Regions from separate parts of the Homo sapiens genome. Here all the other regions are linked to region 1. Evidence: chromatin loops called from intact Hi-C (ENCODE). Cell type or tissue: dorsolateral prefrontal cortex. All regions are shown on one strand.

Region 1 (5,000 bases):
CCAAGTGCTCTGCATGTAGAATGTCCCAGAGAATGGGGTGCAGCACAGGAAGCAGTAGCTCCCCAGAGGCCTCAGGGCGTCACAGGAGAGCCTCAGTCCTCCAGTCAAGGCACCCCGAAGGGAAGGCTTGCCACACATCAAACTGAGCCCAGAGCCCTCCAGCCTCGTCTAGAACCTGTCCCATTAGTAGCCTCATTCACAGATGTCTTTGGCCTCAGAGCCTCACTCCTCTGTTCTCCACAGGACAGACTTTTTTGCACACTCAGGAATTTATTTTAGCATTTCCTTCCACCTCCAAGCAGCCTAAAGCTTCTCATTCTTTTCAAAGGTAAGGGTAGGGGGTGAGGCTGGACAACTGAGCAGTGGCTGAGTTGTGGCTGCCTTCCTAGGGGACAGGGTACCTGACACCTAGACCTCATGTTTTCATCTTATTTTCATGACAAACATGAGCAGTACCATGACGTACAGGCCTGCCAAATCCAGAAGAAGCCCACACACCCCCTAAAGGCACATGCACATGCTAGTAGAGACACATTAGGCCACCACAGAGTAACAGCCTCTTGCTGCTGTAAAGAAGCCAGGCTCTTCTTGGAGAATGGAGGTCAAGGCCAGACCAAGGTTTCCATGTCTCAAGCAAGAATTATGCCCAGACAATAACTATCTCCGCGTGTTCAGGGACAGGGGCAGCCCAGCATCCATATGAGGGCTCGTGCCCCACCTGGTGCCAGCAGGGTCGGAGTCCTTCCTGAGTCCCCAGGTATTTCAGTCAATAAAAAGCCATTCCCACTCAAAATAAAGTTCCTTAAATGTGTCAGCCTGCTTCCTCTCCCTGCAGATCTCAGAAAGACAATGGAGAAGGCACAAGAATCCTTAAAGAATCACAAGGCCCAAGCCTGCATTCAGCAAGGCAGAACCAAGGAGGGGTGTTTTCTTTTCTGGGGACAGAAATCATTTATCTCCTTTTGGTAACCTCTCCAGAGCTATATTCCTATGTCAGTCTTTAAAGATGTTTTTTCTTATGTCCATGACACTATTTCCTGCTTAGCTGAAGGCCATTCTTCTTGCAGACACCTTCAGGTGCTGCATCAAGCCCAGCCTCCTGTTCATAAACCTTCCGTGAATGCTACAGATAAAAAAGGCAGCCCCAACTCTGCCCCTAACTCACTGTCCCACCTCAGGCAAGTTCCACCTCCTCTTCTCCCTCCTTTGGGGTCCACAACGTGCTGAATGACAAGGGCTTATATCTGATAATCTCTTAATTCCTTTTCACTTTTAGGCCTTCTGATGAGACCTAGACTCTAATATAACCCTCTTCAGATATCCACGGGTTGTTCCCATCTGCGTCCCATAACCTCTCAGCTCAGCATTCCCATGGGGCCAGAGGCCACTTCAAAGAAAAGAGTACAGTGTGTCCCCTCTGTTCCCTTAGTTGTTGGCTTCACGTCCCTGCTGTCTGAATCTCCTTAAACAGACTTTCCCCAGAGTCAGGTGACCAGGGCCGATCCTGGTGGCAGAACTGGGTCGACTGTGCTGGTGTGCATAGGCAAAGCTTTGTGCTGCTGTCGAACCACTGCCATGACTTGGGCAGAGCAAGGCAGGGAGCCAGCTGCTCACCTAACTGTCTGCCTGGGGATGGGCCTGACAGCTACTCCAGGGATTCTGAGGAAGGGTATGTTTAGCATCATTTTAGGACATATCTGGAAATATAACTTTCCCACACGAGCCCATTCTCACTTTCAAAGGCAAGTGCCCCCAAATCTTTGCATCCCTGAAGTCTATTTTTATTTATTTTGATTTTTTAAGAGACAGAGATCGCACTCTGTTACCCAGGCTGGAGTGTAATGGCGCAATATCGCTGACTGCAGCCTCGAACTCCTGGGCTTATGCAATCCTCTTGCCTCAGCCTCCCAAGTAGCTGGGGACTATAGGCATGCACCACCACACCTGATTTTTTTGTTTGCTTCTTTGTTTACAATTTTTGGTAGACACAGGGTCTCACTTTGTTGCCCAGGCTAGTCTCAAACTCCTGGCTTCAAGTGATCCTCCTGCCTCGGCTTCCTAAAGTGCTGGAATTACAGGTGTGAGCCACTGCATCCAGCTAATTTCATTCTTAAAGCTGCCACTACTAGCTTTGGCATAGTCCTGGGCAAAGTAGCCAGAGACTAAAAGACAGAGAAGCAATTTGAAACATGTAGCCTGGAGAAAAAAAAATCAATCAAATAACATTATTGGAATTTCTAAACGGTTTAAATTTAAAAAAATCATTTGGGGAAAAGTATTTTAAAAGTCTGCCTTCCAGTCTAAGAATATTCATGCCGAATCAAGTACATTTTTTGAGTTGGTTCAGCTGCTTCTTTATAAGGTACAGTTCAAACAAAAAGAAAACTGCAATGCTATCTTGGTAAGGGCACATTATTTTGGAAAAAGACAAGAAGAAAGAAATCAAGCAATTAAAATATAGGCATCTTCTGAACACACCACACGGCACATGCACTTCACACAATGCCTATGTGCAAGGAAAAGGTATCAGAGATGTTGCGGAAAAAGAAAGCTCAGTCTCAGCAATTTACCATGATCTTTAGCCCTGCGTTGCCGAAAGCAGCAAAACTTCTTTTTCTTCTTATCCTCTTTAAGCAAGTCGGCCACTGTGACCCCTTCAGGTTGAACACAGGCAATTTCATTATGAAGCAGCAGAGGGCAGCAACAGCAGCCAAACCAGGGCCCCACGCGGCCAGCCCTGCCAGCCAGGTTGCCTCACGCAATGGACGCCCGCCTGCCCCAGACCCCTCCTGCTAGGAATCCAGCTCAGCATCAGAACAGCGGAGAGGAAGTGCCCTTTCCACAGCTATTACACAAACACCTGTCTTTAAGAACCTGTTCTAAATCAACAACCAGCTAACCCATGCTAGATAAAGGTTTCCAGGGTTTGGCTTCCCATCTAAGTAGGGTATTAAGGAAAAGGCACTTTAGGGGGAGTCAGGAGCCCTGTACAGACTGGATATGTGATTCCAAACAGCACTACCATATGGGACAGGACAGGTGGGAGTTCAAAAGGTGGGCTCTGGACTCTGACAGGCCAGGTCTAACCCCAGCCCTGTCACTTCCATGTCAGAAGACTGTGGACAGGTTACCTGATACTGTGAAGCCTTAGTTTCCTCCACACCTGTAAGATGTCAATAATAATTGGACCTGTACTGCGTAAGGTTGTTGTAAGAGGTGAACAGTGGAGACAGTAATAAAAGCAATGTGCCCAGCTTTGGCAAGGCACAATCAACCACCACTACTGTCATCACTACGACTCTCCCATGACCACCAGGTCACGAGAGAAATGACTCTAGGATCTTTAACCCCTTGCAGCCCCATGATTCCATGATCACTCTAAGCCAGCTAGTCTTTAGAGTACGGACCCTGTGCTCTAGGGGAGGGTTGTGCGAAGCAGTGTGAGACAGCAGCAGGAATGCTGGAGTAAGCAAGGGCATGGGCAGCACAGACACCTGCACACTATGGGTAGGCAGAATACTCACGTTCCTAAAATGTGCATCCTTTCTGACACAGCAGACCCTTTTCTTGTATCCTCTCCCACAAAACCATGAACACGAGCACGCAGACACAGGGGCATGTGTTTGCAGGGGTTAATGATAGTTAGCCTGCAGACTGTGGCAGAGCTTGGGTTCAAATCCCAGCTTTGCCACGTAAGTCACATGGCCTTGGGAAGCTACTGAACTGCTTTGTGCTTTAGTTTCCCCATCTGTCAAGTTCCTGTCTCACAGAGTTGTGTGAAGAAGAATGAATGTATTCACCCACAGCCTTTGGAACAGTGTCTCACACACAGAAAGCACCTGACAAATGCTAGTTATTATTACTCTATGTTCTTTCATTCAAGAAGGAAGTAATGGCATGCTCATGTATGGGACAAGCACTGTGCTGGGTGCAGCCACACAACAGAGGGCAGAAACAGACCCTATTCCTGCTGCACCCATGGAGCTGATGGTCTCATGGTGGAGAGACCTCTATAAAGTAGAGGTCCACGTGCTGTAGAGTGCATAGTCCATTGTAGCAGTTTTTATAATGGCAATTTATTGAAAAGAGCCAACATTTTGCTTTAAAAACATGGGAAATATCTGTGGTACATGGTTCAGTGAAAAATACCTGTGTTGGGCATCTTAGGGTGGAAGCTATATGCATGCGGTCTGTGTCATGTATTATGTGCAGTGAGGTGGGGAAGTAGAGGCCCCAAACTTCTAAGTCTGCCTCTCTTTAAGGAGAAGGAAGAGAGAATTTTTTTCTTACTTTATATACTTTGAAATTACATGAATTTTTTATGTAGGCAAATATTACTTCCATAATTAAAATGTATTAAAAACAAATAAAACAACCCTGATTTGAGACTGCAAACTTGGCTGGAGTACCCACTCCTTGTCTCCACAGTGGGGCAACAGTCCCTGAGTCCAGCTCCCATCAGCTCTTAGGAGGCTGAAGGTGATGGCAGACATGCAGGCACTTTTAGAAATTACCACTGCTTTCTATCACCCCTGTGGAGAGAGTCTGCCTGTCCAGACAACTACTCCCAGTGCCACCCCAATGGAGACAGTGTCCAGCCACTGACCCTAGGGCCAGCCCCTGAGTCAGCCCTCCCACTTCCCAGTGAAAGCACTTCCAGCTGCCTCTCCAGTGAGGGCTCTTGACCTGGACGCATATTTACCGTATGCCACTCTAACTGCTGCTGTTTGCTTTACAGCTTTTACTTGAGTATCTTCCATTTTGAACTTGTGCCTTGAGGTAGTTCAATGGTGATGAAAGCAGTTTTGTAAATCAAAATTTCAAAACACAGTCTTTCAAAACAGGACCAGCAAATTGCTATGCCTTATGCTTGCAACCAGCTATAACGTCCTGGTTTTCTGTCCACCCCCAAAGCAAACATTGCAGTAAGAGGCAACTAGGTAGCACATGCAAAAGAGAGGCAGCTAGGGCAACCTGCTCCACCAAGCCCCAGGGTGGCA
Region 2 (5,000 bases), 470 kb after region 1:
TCGGGGAGTCCTGTGGGCGGGAAGCCTCCTAGAGGAGGAAGGCCAGTGGGGCCAGCCCGCAGGGTGTGAGAAGGGCCCAGTTCTGCAGCTGATGGCATCTCCACTGCCCTGTCCTCCACTCCTGCAGCAGAAGTGCCATAGTGGGGTTCGGGAAGACTGTGGGTCCTTGAAGGACAGGAGGCTGCAGGGAGCACCTTCTGTGTGCAGGCCCTTCCCCAGGACTGGCTCTCCAAGGAGGCCTCACAGTCCCTTCCAGACCCCTTCAGGCCAGTGTCACCTGACCACAGTTTGCTTTCATTCCTTGGTGAGCCTTGGGGCAGGCTTGGCTACACCCAGAAGTGATTCACCATGAAGTAAAGAGAGAGAGACACACAAAGAATGAGATGCATGTTTAAGAGCATTTTATTTGGCAGAGAACCAGAGATGTGAGTTAATTATTCCCTACAGTTGCTGGAAATAATTCCCTGTGAAGGGGCATTTCCTGACCCTAACATAATGGAACAAGTCAGTGTAGGGAGAAGGAGTTTAGCTGGGTTCCCAGAAGCCAGGGTGGCTTGGGGCCAGGGTTGCCTGGAGCCTAGGCCCCTGACTGTACCTGGGGGAAGGGGCCAGGGCATCCAGGGATTATCATGTCAGGCCAGGCACCCGGAGGTAGCGTCTTGATAGAGCAAACTGGTCTCCACTCACTGTTTCTCCCTGCCCTCCTGTTTAAAAAGTACAGAATGATATTAAGAAATGAACGTTTTCCTTATTTTTTTATTTTTATTTTTTCTGAGATGGAGTCTCGCTCTGTCACCCAGGCTGGAGTGCAGTGGTACGATCTCGGCCCACTGCAACCTCCGCCTCCCGGGTTCAAGTGATTCTCCTCCTGCCTCAGCCTCCCGAGTAGCTGGGACTACAGGTACGTGCCACCACGCCTGGCTAATTTTTTGTATTTTTAGTAGAGACGGGCTTTCACCATGTTAGCCAGGATGGTCTCAATCTCCTGACCTTGTGATCTGCCCACCTCGGCCTCCCAAAGTGCTGGGATTACAGGCATGAGCCACTGCACCCAACCAATGTTTTCCTTATTCTTAGCACACTGCCTCCCACCCCCAATTTAAATCTAATGATGTATTTTGTCCATGTTATCATGAGAAAAGCTTACAAATCTGTAATCCCAGTGTGTGTGTGTGTGTGTGTGTGTGTGTGTGTGTGTGTGTATAATATAAAATCTAGTATTACACTTTAAACCAAGCCTTCTATCATGAGCTTTTTCTCCTGATATTAACAGTGGAGAGCTGGTTTTTTTTGTTTTGTTTTGTTTTTTTGAGATGGAGTCTTGCTCTGTCACCCAGGCTGGAGTGCAGTGGTGCCATCTTAGCTCACTGCAACCTCCGCCTCCTGGGTTCAAGTAATTCTCCTGCCTCAGCTTCCCGAGTAGCTGGGATTACAGACGCGCACCACCACACTCAGCTAATTTTTATATATTTAGTAGAGACGGGGTTTCATGACGTTGGCCAGGATGGTCAGTCTCAAACTCCTGACCTCAGGTCATCTCCCTACTTCAGCCTCCCAGAGTGCTGGGATTACAGGCGTGAGCCACTGCACACATCCTGAGAGCTGGTTTTAATGATCACATAATATTCTGTTTTATGGAGATGCTATAATCCATCTAGCCAGTCCTTTGTTGTTGGACACGTAAGGTAGTTTCCAAATCGTTCTACAACAAATGTCGACCTTCTGTTTAGGGTTCCCTCTCTTCAAATTAGTTCATGAATGGATGTTTGCAGCCCCCCACCCCTAACTCTAACAGCTCAGGCAATACCAAGCCTCAGGGTTAGCCCAGGCTCCTGTAGGCCCCTTCCCTGTTCACAACCCCTTCCTTGGCATCTCCTCGGGACCTCAGCACGCCCTCTGACCTGAGCCTGATGGCCCTGTAGGGCTTAGCCTTGTCCCTAGTCTCGAAGCCAAAGCTGTGCTGGGCCTCCAGTGCTAGCCTCGGTTCGACTTCCCTGGAAGTGGGTGTGGGCTTGGGGTGGCAGCCAGTTGCCTTCCCTGGAATCCCTTTCTGGGAAGTCGAGTTGGCTTCTCTGGCTCAGCCCCATCATGTGGCCCCTTTCTGGAGCTGCTGTGCCAGACCAGAGTCCCTGCAGGGTCTCTGGGCCCCCTCAAAACCTACAGGGGAAAGAGGAGGCAAGGCTGGGACAGGATAGGGCCTCTGAAGTGTGGGCCTGAGGCTTTGTCCTTCTGGCCATGGTACCCCACAGGGGCACCACCTCCTGTGGTGGAGGCCACAGAAGAGCAGTATGAGGCAGGAGAGGCTGCAGGGAGTGCTCCTGGCCTGCTGGCATGTGGAAGTGCTGAGTCATGCTGACAGCTCCGTGGCTAGCTGTCCCAGCCTCTTCCTGCTGCCCCTGCCTTGGCCCTGCGGCAGGGAGGCCTGGAGGCTTGGACTGCTGAGCATGCAGCCGGGTTGAGGGCCTTTTCCTGCAGGAGCAGGAGGGCAGCCATGTCCCCTCTGAGCCCAACCAGGCACCAGCCTCATTTCCTAGGGCTACACAGCTAGACACTGGGCAGGGTAAGGGGAGGTCCCCAAGTCCTACCACTCCTCACCCTACTTGCATGCCTGCACGGCAAGGAGCGGACAGTCTAGGCTACAGTCAGACCTGCGTTTGAATCCTGGCTCAGCAACTTCCTGACAGCGCGACCTTCAGACAAGTCCTGTCTGTTGCTGCCGTCCCTCTGCTACCCCCATCCCCTCACATCTCCCAGGCCGGGAACGTTCTGTTTGCTGGGTAATTTATCCCAAGTTCAGTGTTCTTTTTAACGTCTCACTGTCTTGAAAAGATCACAGTTGCCTGTGTTGAGGGGAGGAGAGGGCCCCTGTGGTAGAGAAAGAGCCAGGTGCAGCTTCAGTCTTGGGGTCAAGAGCTAGTCTTGGAAGCTTGGGGAGAGCCTGTCCCAGGAAGCGCCTGGTCCTCAAGTGCCCTCTGCTCTATCCTCCCCAGAGCCCTCTTGCTCCAGGGTGTTGCCTAGAGTGCCTCAGGCCTCCTTGGCCCACCTCCCTCCTCCGGGCAGAAGCAGAGCTTGGTTCCCAAGGTTCCCCTTTCCCACTGGCCCACCCAGCCAGTCCCAAGGCCTCCTCCAACCTCTGGTTCACAGCGGGGTCTGTCCCCTGCAGCAGGTGGCTCAAGCCTATTCACCCACCCTTCCTCACTTTCCTCTCATTCCAACAACCCCCATTTTTCTAGATCTTATTAGCCAGATCCCTGTTGTCCTAGACCTCTGTTTCTTAACAACCAGTACTTCTTCCTGAGCTCCTGACGTCTTCCTTCATGCCATTTTCTCTTGGGGTGTGGCTTGTGGTAGGCTGCAGGAACCTGGTGACACTGTTGCCCCTCGAGTGTAAATGCCATCTGTTCTGCATATCCATGCGTGGCTGCTCCTTTACCCAGAATGCAGGCTCCTTGGATGGGTGGGGGGGTGGGAGCCAGCTGGGTCCAGGTGAGAGGGACTGGCCTGATTCACTCTCTGTCCACAGCTACCGAGTCTATTGCTTGCTGGGAGACGGGGAGCTGTCAGAGGGCTCTGTATGGGAGGCCATGGCCTTCGCCAGCATCTATAAGCTGGACAACCTTGTGGCCATTCTAGACATCAATCGCCTGGGCCAGAGTGACCCGGCCCCACTGCAGCACCAGATGGACATCTACCAGAAGCGGTGCGAGGCCTTCGGGTATGTACGAGGCTGTGGCCTGAGTGTGGTCACAGCACGGGAGAGTGGTCTGTGATCACAGCTTTGCAGGTGCAGGTGCAGGAGCTGAAGCTGGGACCTTAAGCACCATCTAAAGGTCCCTTTCTTTAGCATTTGACTCACAATTTCAAACTCTAGGCATTTGGACTTAATGGCTCAGGATATGTGGGCCAGGCCCAGTTTTAAGTGAGTTTCCTTGTTTTCGTGGTTGTGGCATGGTGGCTCTCGGAGCTTCCACACACCATCTCACGTCAGCTCGCTTTGTTCTTGAGGAAGGAGGGTTCTTGAGGGATGGGGGCTTGCTCGGTAAAGCTAAAGGATGTATAGCTGCGGAGAGGTTTGAACCTCAGTTTGGTGGCCACGTCCTGTGCCCAGCCCCGCCCAGCCTGGGGAGGAGGAACAGGCTCCTGGTGAAATGGGAGATAGGGTTTCCAGATGCCCCCCTTCGGCCTTGATTGGTTACAAATTCAGGGTCAAAGGGCACAAAGCAGGGAGGTCAATCTGCATGGGTGTCAGCCAGAGGGGCTCCACCTCAAAGCCTCCACCGGTGTTGCCAAACACAAGCTGCTCTGCACAGGGGCCCAGCATTGGCTGAGGAGGCTGTGGAGGGGAGGGAGCAGGGCAGGTGCCGTGCAAGGCTTTGAGACTCAGGTCAGGCCTCCAGGACTGCGTTTTGCGGATGAACCCATGCCTGTGACTACACTAAGTAACAGGATGCTTGGGGTTACCTTGCAGTAGCACAGCATACGCAGGCCTGTGTTCCCTGATGACTGACCTCAGAAAGGGAGAGGAGGAAGGGAGGAAATAATCTCTGTTGGACAGGCGAGGAAACTGAGCCACAGGGTCCTCACCCCACAGGCCTCCCCAAGGCCACATCTATCTGGGGACTCAGAGTACAACCCCAGCAGCACCCCCAGGACCTGTGTCCATAACCTCGTGACTCAAGCCAGATTCCTGAAGTCCTGGCTCCACCGCTAACTTGCTTTGTGGCGTGGGTCACGTTACTTACTCCACCTTCGGTGTCTCAGTTGATTTGTCTGTACAATGGGGCCAGCTCAGCACCCAAGCATGGCGTGGTGAGGCTTCAGTGGGCTAATATGGGTAGTGGTTGGCATGGCACTCAGTTTGAGAAGTGCTATTTTTATTCTTATGTCAAAAAGAGTCCCCAAAAGGATAGCTTTTCAAGAGAAAGGGTGCTCTGCCCCAGCTCCTTCCTGTATATTTGACTCCATGGTTCATTTCAAAAACATTTCCAGCACCACATCCA
Region 3 (5,000 bases), 600 kb after region 1:
GGCAGGAGAACTGCTTGAACCCAGGAGGTGGAGGTTGCAGTGAGCTGAGATCGCACCACTACACTCTAGCCTGGGCAACAGAGCAAGACTCTGTCTCAAAAAAAAAAGAGAAAGAAAAAAAGAGGCTGGGTGTGGTGGCTCAAGCCTGTAATCCCAGCACTTTGGGAGACCGAAGTGGGAGGATTGCTTGAGCCCAGGAGTTTGAGACCAGCCTGGGAAACATGGTAAGAACCCGTCTTTACAAAACATGTAAAATTTAGCTGGGCATGGTGGCACATGCCTGTGATCCCAGCTACTCTGGAGGCTGAGGCAGGAGGATCACTTGAGCCCTGGAGACTGAGGCTACAGTAAGCTGTGTTCATGCTACTGCACTTTAGCCTGGGCGACAGAGTGAAACCCTGTCTCAAAAAAAAAAAAAAAAAAAAGAAATGAGATGATTCTGAATGCATGAACGCAGTGTATGACTTTACCATGAGCAGCATGCCTGACTTGACTCCCCAGAGCAGCTTTCTGCACTGGGGACTTCCTTAATGGAAGCTGGTCAAATAATTATATTTACTATCAATTTGACTTAATTGTAAGATTTCCCTTCCTGTTCTTGTAGAATTCCATCTTCTTTAAAGATGCTTATTTAACCTTATAATAAATTAATGATACTTCAAATAATGGCTTCCGTTTATATTCATTGACATTTCTGAGGGATTTAATATGAGAGATATGCTAATATTTAAGTAAAGCTGAGGAATTTGACTCAGCAAGCATGTATTAAACATTATTATATGTTAGGCACTGTACCAGGTGCCCTGAGTGAGGCCCCTACCCTCAGAACTTGCATGGTGATGGAGAGATAGGATCTGTACTCAACTATGCTATAGGACAGTGTGTGTCTAGCGTTATCAAAATAGAAGCACAGAGGAAGGACTGCTGAATTCCATCTAGGAACATCAAGGAAGGCTTCACGGAGGAAGCTTCTTTTGTGCTGGACTTTGACACATGGGTGGGCAGAGGTTAAATGTATATGTGTGGTAGAGATGGGCATTCGTGACCACAGAAGGAAAGAAAATTTGCTCAGTGCTTGTTACCTGCCCATCATTGTGTTGGAATTGGGAATGTAGAGATGACTGGGGTACTTAGGTTGGCTGGAAAATGGGGGAAGGGAGAGAAAGGAAAAGGTGGCGGGAAGTTATGAAGGGAAGTAAACCTGGCTGCCAGGCTAGGGTCAGGTGGCAGTGGCCTCAGTGCTATGGAGCTTGGGTTTAATTCAGGGGCAGTGGAGCCTAATGAAAGGTTTTTGAACAGCACCATGATCAAACTGTCTGTATTGAGGAGCTTGCCGTCTCTTACAGAGTTATAGTGTCTTATTTTTTTTCATTCAGTCCTCATACTGGCTCCATGAGACAGGACTTCTTATCCCATTTTGCAGATGAGAAAGCCAAGGCTTAGCAAAATTAAGTATCTTGTTCACGGCGACATTTACACTAATAATTCAAGGAACTGCAGGTCGAGCCCCAATCTCCAAGCTTGACTCCAAAGCCTGAACCTGCAATGAGAAGGATAGGCTAGAGAAAGAGTAAGAAGCAAAAAAAGCTCATTGGGAGCCTGTGGCAATTGTCCAGGTGAGGAGTAAGGACAGGGGGAGGATGGATGAAAGTGGGAGGATGGATAAAGCTGGGGCAGCATCAATAGCCCCAGAGTGACTGGGATAGGTGGAGCAAGAGGGAGAGGAAGGAGTGCTCTGTAGGGTGGAGGAGGTGACAGAGGGCAGTGGACAGGATGGTAGCCCCACACTCACCAGTGACTCTTGTCATTGTGGTAAGGATGTGGCTGATCATATCATCCTGAGTCAGAAGAGTTTGGGAAGTGGACGAGTGACTCAGGTGAAAGTGTGATGAGCCTCTGAGTTCTGATTCCAGACCTTCCCTGGAGTTACCATCCATCACCTTTTACCACCTTAGCCGCCATTTCTCCGTTAGTACAGTGAGGGCAGTGGAATGGCTTGTTGGTCAGGGTATTCCAGGGAAATTCCTGGCTATTTAGATCAGCTCATCAGTACCAACCCAGCTATTGTGAAATAGGCCTCTTTTGACCGCCCCAAGTGACACCTCCATTCTGAACCTCCATTCTGAATAGAATGGTAACAGTCCACCATATGCTTCCTCTCTCCCACCACTCAGCCCCTGCCTGCAGAAGCCGCATCTCAGATTGGATTTCCTGCCTCTGTGTCCTTAATGAGCACTTTTAGTAAGTGGTGTCACCATTCCTTCTGAACCACAGGCCCATTTAAACCAAAGGCATTAGGAAAATCAAGTATGAGCTCTCAGATTAGGTACACCATCATGATCTCATTCTCCCAAAGAACTTTGTCTTTAAAGAGCTCAATCATCTTCCCAAATCCATTCACAACCTGCAGGCAAACAGGCATCACGAGAGCCTCATGACAAGCAGCAGCCTTCGTTTCCTTTTAAAAGGGGACAGGTCCTGCTTTGCTGACCCCTGGGAGGACCACCACAGCATGGCAAGGGGTGAGGAGCAGTGTGAGAGAGAGAAGGTGCTGAAGCCGGCTGTGGTCAGAATCCAAGTCTGAAGATGACGTGGTCCCCAGTGCCCCCTAGTGGTAGGAAGTTGTCTGGTGCTCTTTGTTCCGGGGAAAGGAGATGGCCTGTTTTAAACATCTTGTGGCCCAATTTCCTTCTCATCAGGGAAGATTTACTCCTGGGCTAAAGAGATAACCTGGCATCTGCTCTAGGTTCTCTGATTCCCTGAGGGCTGCACTGTTTGGGAGGATTCACACTTGCACTCCCTGTGTCTGGAAAAAAGGCTCAGAAACCAAGGAGTAAAGAGAATGGGGGCTAGAAGTGATCCTTGCTTTCAGAGGTGCTCTAGGCTTGCCCTGTCCCAAATGTTAGCCACCAGCCACATGTGGCTATAGAGCATTCTGGAATATGGCTAGTCTGAATTCAGATGAGTCATAAATGCAAAATACATATTGGATTTCAAAGTCTTAATATGAAAAAAAATATTTTTTACAGGGATTACTTGTTGAAATGATAATATTTTGGTTAAATAAAATATATTAAAATTAATTTCACTTGTTTCTTTTTCCTGTGCACTGTGGCTGCTAGAAAATTTAACATTACATTTCTACTGGATAGCATTGCTCTTCACGGATGGGCTTTCTGCCCAGAACAGGGGCCCACATGACTGAGACAGGTTCCAGGCCTGCCCTTGGGCCCACTTCCAGAGCTGTGGCTGACCTTTTGGAGAGGTAGAGTGGGCTTGGCCTTTGTAATTCAGCCCTCCCCTCCCAAAAAGCCCTCTGAAATCCTACCATTGAGAAGTAATCACTTTGGATAATCACTACTTTTCAAAATGCAAGTACCCTAGGATTAAGAACCTAACATCAACCAGGCATGGTGGCTCATGCCTGGAATCCCAGTACTTTGGGAGCCGAGGTGGGAGGATTGCTTGAGCCAGGAGTTTGAGACCAGCCTGGGCAATGCAGCAAGACCCTCATCTCTACAAAAATTTTAAAAATGAGCCAGGCATGGTGGCACACACCTGTAGTCCCGGCTATTCTGGAGGCTGAGGGGGGAAGATGGCTTGAGCCCAGGAGTTTGAGGTTATAGTGAGCTATGATCATGCCACTGCATTCCAACCTGGGTGATAGAGTGAGACCCTGTTTCTAAAACAAAACAAAACAAAAAACCAAACACCTAGTCTAAATATTCTGGGATCCCAGGGTGCCTACAAGATAGAGGAGGGGGCCCCAGAGAGAACTGTGGGAGGTAGAAAAACAGGAGTCAGAGGATACCGAGCTCCCTGGCTGCCTTGCTCTTCCATTTTGTGCTCAGCTCCCTGGCTTTGAGGCCACCTGTCTCTTAATAGGTTGACCTCTACCCTACCTAAGTGTTTCCTTGTCCTTAGGAAATGGGCCATTTGGTGCCGCTGGGAGTTTTATTTATTTATTTATTTTTGAGCCAGATTTTCGCTCTGTCATCCAGGCTGAAGTTCAGTGGTGCCATCTTGGCTCACTGCAACCTCTGCCTTCCAGGTTCAAACGATTCTTGTGCCACAGCCTCCCAAGTAGTTGAGATTACAGACACGTAGCACCACGCCCAGCTAATTTTTGTATTTTTAGTAGAGATGGGGTTTTTGCCATGTTGGCCAAGCTGGTCTCAAACTCCTGGCCTCAAGTGATCCACCCACCTCAGCTTCCCAAAGTGTTGTGATTATAGGCGTGAGCAACCTCGCCTGGCCTGGAGTTTTAGAAGAGTCATATCAGAAATTTTATTTTCTCCGTTCCTCTGTCATACCCATTCTGAGTGGTTTACCTGACCTGCGAAGGCTAAATTTCTTTTGTAATGCAGAAGGGCAGCTCCTATACTTTGTGTAAAAGGGCCCTGGATGGCTGAACATAGCATTACAATGTGCAGTATATGGAGCAGAATTTCTTCTGCAGCCTGGCATGCTTTAGACAGTTTTTAAGGAAAGAACAAACTGTGAGCTGTACGTGTTAGCTGTGGTCAGTGTACTGTGTGGGCCCCCAAGGGACAGCAGCAATTCTTTAGGGGTCTCAGTATATGAGTCTTGGGCAGGCCCTTACAGACTTTGGCTTTGTGTTTAGTAATGTAAATTCTTCTCCAGTGTTTGTGAGATGCCTTCTGTGTGCTTAGCATTGGATGAGGATTCAGTGGAGACTATCCAAGTTGGGATTTAGAGACCAGATTGCATTTGCCTCTCATGTAGCATTGCATTCTTAGACTTGCAACGCCTGTGATGTTTTTGTTTTGTTTTGTTTTCTCTTCTAGGCGTTTATAAACTGGAAAGAGGCTAAACTGACTTGGAGTTTTTTCAAACAGTCTTTCTTGAAACAGATTTTGACAGAAGGTAAGTAGACGGTCACTCTGAATCGTCGGGAGACCATAGTAGAAGGGGATTTCATAGGACTGCCAATTACCTGGGTCCAGACCACCTGTCCAGAGCCTCTGGGGCAGAAGAAT

The links. A loop is a pair of places that touch in the nucleus more often than their neighbours do. Peaks named below come from ENCODE experiments on the same cell type or tissue, not always from the same donor. Only the 100,000 strongest peaks of a DNase experiment are listed, where the experiment ranks them.
Region 2: a loop joins it to region 1, with 2.9 times the contacts of the local background. A loop is called at or near these places in 24 of 110 quality-filtered maps.
Region 3: a loop joins it to region 1, with 3 times the contacts of the local background. A loop is called at or near these places in 19 of 110 quality-filtered maps.

What each region holds. Positions count from the first base shown.
Region 1 is chr3:53,708,049-53,713,048 of GRCh38, reverse strand. The region is part of intron 9 of CACNA1D (calcium voltage-gated channel subunit alpha1 D); the gene reads right to left. Among named protein-coding and RNA genes, the nearest start is that of CHDH, 140 kb to the left of the region's middle. In dorsolateral prefrontal cortex, CTCF peaks have their summits at 2,477 and 2,682 (motif pointing right); DNase peaks (open chromatin) are centred at 1,508 and 2,718; H3K4me3 peaks cover 320 bases.
Region 2 is chr3:53,233,698-53,238,697 of GRCh38, reverse strand. TKT (transketolase) reads left to right here. Exons shown (of 14, transcript NM_001064.4): 5 at 3,524-3,715. Among named protein-coding and RNA genes, the nearest start is that of TKT, 20 kb to the left of the region's middle. RefSeq lists an enhancer at 1,517-2,325. In dorsolateral prefrontal cortex, no CTCF peak of the experiment used is centred here; a DNase peak (open chromatin) is centred at 2,357; H3K4me3 peaks cover 503 bases; H3K27ac peaks cover 3,439 bases.
Region 3 is chr3:53,111,717-53,116,716 of GRCh38, reverse strand. It overlaps RFT1 (RFT1 glycolipid translocator homolog), which reads left to right. Exons shown (of 13, transcript NM_052859.4): 7 at 4,809-4,887. Among named protein-coding and RNA genes, the nearest start is that of RFT1, 16 kb to the left of the region's middle. RefSeq lists an enhancer at 1,184-2,383. In dorsolateral prefrontal cortex, CTCF peaks have their summits at 2,411 and 2,617 (motif pointing left); DNase peaks (open chromatin) are centred at 2,586 and 3,215; H3K27ac peaks cover 637 bases.